2 separate regions of the Homo sapiens genome follow, and region 2 is linked to region 1. Evidence: chromatin loops called from intact Hi-C (ENCODE). Cell type or tissue: IMR-90. All regions are shown on one strand.

What was found. Hi-C counts contacts between places; a loop is a spot of excess contacts. Peaks named below come from ENCODE experiments on the same cell type or tissue, not always from the same donor. Only the 100,000 strongest peaks of a DNase experiment are listed, where the experiment ranks them.
Region 2: a loop joins it to region 1, with 2.4 times the contacts of the local background. A loop is called at or near these places in 1 of 110 quality-filtered maps.

What each region holds. Positions count from the first base shown.
Region 1 is chr14:50,936,039-50,938,538 of GRCh38, forward strand. It overlaps PYGL (glycogen phosphorylase L), which reads right to left. Exons shown (of 20, transcript NM_002863.5): 2 at 1,698-1,799. Among named protein-coding and RNA genes, the nearest start is that of PYGL, 7.2 kb to the right of the region's middle. In IMR-90, no CTCF peak of the experiment used is centred here; a DNase peak (open chromatin) is centred at 1,463.
Region 2 is chr14:50,650,157-50,652,656 of GRCh38, forward strand. The region is part of intron 2 of SAV1 (salvador family WW domain containing protein 1); the gene reads right to left. Among named protein-coding and RNA genes, the nearest start is that of SAV1, 17 kb to the right of the region's middle. In IMR-90, no CTCF peak of the experiment used is centred here; a DNase peak (open chromatin) is centred at 965; H3K27ac peaks cover 953 bases.

The DNA.
Region 1 (2,500 bases):
GCACCCATGACAGAGCTCTGCAGCCCTGGAGATCACATTGGATTGCTCATTTTACGATGAAAGAATTGTTGGTCAGGCAAATGACTTGTTCCATCCTGACTAGATGCTAATCTAGCCCAGGCATGGCTAAAGGTGGCCTACTGTGAAACAACTGGGTTCTTATCTGAAGTTAGGCAACCCATGAAACTGGGTATTTTTTTTAAATGGAAAAATAATTTGCACATTTGAAGACATATGTGGAAGATGCACCAGTGCTTGAAGTTGTGCCCCCGTTTCCATGGCACCTGTTTGGATTCCTACCTGTCACACAGGTCTTGACAACTGTATCTTACGAGTTCAACCTTGGTTATGCTTCTGTTCAGTGTTAAAGGGCCTTTCAAATTTGCTCTCTGCAGATTAGAGCTTACTAGGTTCCTGGTGTAAGCCAACTGCTGGTGCTAACACTCAGAATTTTTAAATTCTAAAAACGTAAGTCTAAAGCATGATATAGGCTGGCACGGTGACTCACACTTGTAATTCCAGCATTTTGGGAGGCCAAGGTGGGTGGATCACCTGAGGTCAGGAGTTCGAGACCAGCTTGGCCAAAATGGCGAAACCCCATCTCTACTAAAAATACAGAAATGAGCTGGGCAAGGTGGTGCATGCCTGTAATCCCAGCTACTCAGGAGGCTGAGGCTGGGAGGTGGAGATTGCAGGGAGCTGAGATCGTGCCACTGCACTCCAGCCTGCGTAACAGGACGAGACTCCGTCTCAAAAAAAAAAAAAAGTATGATATAAATTTTGAGCAAGTAGACATGGATCACATCACCCTGCCTGGCTATAGGCTACTCCAAGGGAGAGATGTTATTTTCAGCTGATATTAGGGGAAGGAGAGGGAAGGGACATGGAGAGGACCTGCAGGGGTTCTTTCACAGGAAATACTCCACCTAACCCACATGTATGTGAGTTAGCTATGACCTGGTTGTAGACGTATTTGTTCTTGAGCGAAGGACACATGAGGGGACAATCCCATGGCAAAGGAAATGAAAAGTTTGAACAGTCTCTCATTTAGAATGTGTCTTTGCAAATACACATTTCTCCTTTCAACCACATCAAAAAGGTTAAGGGCTACCTGTTTTGGGTATGAAGGTGCCTGAAGCTCAGGAAAGAAAAAGTTAAATATATTCATGAAAACAACTTAGCACATTAGGGTTAAGACTTCAAGCTTCTCCTTTAAGGAGGAAGTGTATTTTACATCTCATTAAGCAACAGAGAAAGTATGACAACAGAATTTTTAAAGCTGATCATTTTCACAAATTGCCTTGATACATGAATAACAAAGTTTGATCATTTCTTAAAAATGAGATAGAAGCCCAAAGTAAAGATTGTGATTCTGATAGCAGAAGACTCAAGTACTTTTAAAAGGCTTGTTCAGACACTAATTTCTGAAATGTAATCTGTGAGGAATGCTGTCAAAGACTTTGATTGCAAAAGAAAATTCTCATGAGTCATAACGAGTTATCTAACTTTTTCTGGTTGTTCCTCTTAAATGAGAGATTACCAGTGATGTATATTTCTAAAAGTTTGTAATAGCCACATCTATAGAGGCGATTTTTCACTCTTATTTTACTTTATTTTTTTGTGCAATGTCCCCAAGTTTCCTGAAGTGCACATGAAATTTAAAGAGACAGGATGAGAGAAATCTAGGAACAATGTACCTGGTAAATGGCCTCATCACAGGCATTTTGCAGACCGAGGTTGATCATGGTGTTCTGTAATGTTCGGCCCATGTAAAATTCCAGAGAGAGGTAATATACCCTCTGAAATAAAGAAAAGAGAGATAATGTTTCCCCCAAGAGATCAACCTCACTTAACATAAAAACACAAGGTCATGTGTTAGGTCACCAATAAGAAACAAACAGGCAGGACTATGTCACCACAGGTTCGAATGAGACTCCCGTCAGAGGTGTTTGAACCAAAGTGACTCCATCTTGAATAGGAGCTGGGTAAAATAAGGCTGAGACCTACTGGGCTGCATTCTCAGAACGTTTGGCATTCTAAGTCACAGGATGAAATAGGAGGTCTGCACAAGATACAGGTCACAGAAACCTTGCTGATAAAAGGTTTTCTTTGCCTCCTTTTTAATGATTCCAAATTAGCATGGACTTAAGATATTTAAAAATATTTCAAAATCTTTTCTTTTTTTATTTTAAAGACAAAGTCTTGCTCTGTCACCAGGCTGAAGTGCAATGGTCCAATATCAGCTCACTGCAACCTCTACCTCCTGGGTTCAAGAGATTGTCCTGCCTCAGCCTCCTGAGGAGCTGGGACTACAGGCATGCGCCACCATGCCCAGCTAATTTTTCTATTTTTAGTAGAGATGGGGTTTACTCCATGTTGGTCAGGCTGGTCTCGAACTCCTGACCTCAGGTGATCCGCCCACCTCGGCCTCCCAAAGTGCTGAGATTAGAGGCGCGAGCCACTGCGCCCGGCCCCTTTACTTTCTTAATAAACTTGCTTT
Region 2 (2,500 bases), 290 kb before region 1:
ATGTGGTTTAAGAAACTGTTTTTATTTAAATACAACATACAATGCATATGCATAAGGCTAGTCACTGCAGCAACATCTATAGTTGCAAAAGGCTAGAAATCAACCAAATGTCCAATAATAGCAAACTGGATGATTACACTATTACACGCACAGAACAGAGTACTATATTATATAGCTGTAAACATGAATGAAGATGATTTCTATTTATTGCCCTGGAATAATATTCGGGATGTATTATGTGAAAAAAGAGTCTGGACAGTACACCACCATATATACATATATGTAGTAGCCAGCCAGTAAGGTGAACCTGGGCCCCAATTATCCCTGTCCTCCTGGGATTCACACCCTTGTCTGTGTGACCAATAGTTTATGGCAGAAAGGATGGTGTGTGACTTCTGAGATTAGGATATAAAAGACCGTGCAGCTTCTGCCTTGGTCAAGTGTACTTGCTCTCTCATCACTCACCCTGGGGGAAACCAGATACCATATCATGAGAAGCCCATGAGTGAGGAATTGAGGCCTTCAGCCAGAACTGAAGCCTCCTGTTAACAGCCTTGTGAGTGAACTTAGAAGCGGATCTTTTGGCCGGGCGCAGTGGCTCACACCTGTAATCCCAGCACTTTGGGAGGCCAAGGTGGATGGACCACCTGATGTCAGAAGTTTGAGACCAGCCGGGCCAAGACGACAAAACCCTATCTCTACTAAAATTACAAATAATTAGCTGGGCGTGGCGGCACATGCCTGTAGTCCCAGCTACTCAGGAGGCTGAGGCAGGAGAACACTTGAACCTGGGAGATGGAGGATGCAGTGAGCCGAGAGCGCGCCACTGCACTCAAGCCTGAGCAACAGAGAGAGACTCTGTCTCCAAAAAAAAAAAAAGAAAGAAAGAAATGGATCTTTCAGCCAGAGCGAAGCTTCGGATAACTGCAGCCCCAGCTGACGTGTGTGAACTCCAACTTCATGAGAGATCCTGAGTCAGAATGACCTGGCTAAGCCGCTTCCAAAATCCTGAACCACAGAAACTGAGATAATAAATGTTTATTGTTTTATGCCAATGAGTTTGGAAGTAATGTGTTTTACAGCTACAGAAACCTAACACAATACATATGAAAGAGAATAATATGAATACATATTTTACATATATATGTAATTTGTATCTATTTTCATAAAGTGTTGCAATGAAATATGTAACAAAAATTAATAAAATTGGGTATTTACAGGGGGAGGAAGGAAATGGGGTGGAAGAGGACAGGGGTAGAATTAATTTTCTAAATGCATTCTGTTTTATCATTTTGATTTTGCAACCTTTTAAATATCCTATGTAACTTACAACAAAATTAAATCAAAATTTAGAAAAAGCAATCCCTAAAAAGTGAAAACAAAATGAAGTAAACAAATCTAAGAGTACATGAAGCAGCTAAAGCATACTTCAGAAAAATTAATTCAAAGTGAATTTTATGTATTACTTATTTATTGTTATTTATTTTTGAGACAGGGTCTCACTCTGTCACCCAGGCTGGAGTGCAGTGGCACAATTACGGCTCACTGCAGTCTCAACCTCCTGGGCTCAAGCAATCCTCCCACCTCAGCCTCCCAAGTAGGTGTGACTATGGGCATGCACCACCAAGCCTGGCTAATTTCTTTTATTATTTTTTGTAAAGACAGGGTCTCACTATGTTGCCCAGGCTGGTCTCAAAACCCTTAGACTCAAGCATTCCTCCCATCACAGCCTCCCAGTGTGCTAGGATTACAGGCATGCGCCCCTGTGCCCGGCCCAAAGAGAATAAATTGTACTTCCTCATCGGGAAATATCCTAAATTTAAAAAATAAACTACAAAGAAATCTTCTGTTTTATTCAGTAATCATATTGTCGATGATACTATTTTTAAAGCTAGTTATGCTACAGATAAAGCAAATGAATAGTTACATAATTGTCAACAGGAACCAAGATTTTCAGTATGAGAAAAAAATAAAAACCTAAGGCAAAAAGAAGGTAGTTCAATGTGAATGTACTTACTGCCAACAAACTGTACACTTAAAAATGGTTAAGATGGTAAATGTTGTTATGTGTATTTTATCACAATTAAACATTTTTTTAAAAAGCTAAAAGTAAAAACTTGGAAATCTTAAACTGCCAACAGTATGAACTCATAATGAATTTCTATTTCCAGAAAGCAACAAAACATATTTCCCAGATATGTCCATTGAAAAGGTCTACAAGCATTAATCCACCAAATAGCAATGAGTACAAGAGTGCAATCCCTGAATACTATTTCCCCATCGAAAGGAACCAGGGATCCTTAGAATGGTTGAGTACAGGACTGAGGCAGAAAATGCACAATATGAGCCTGGAACATCTAGTCACATTAGAAAGCAAAGAGAAATAAAAAGGAACCAACATTGAAAGGGCTCCTGCCACCAAAGCAGCAGCAATTTAAACATCAAAAGGAATTACCACACCAATAATTAAAACTAAGTATAAAAATCTTAAAATCAACCA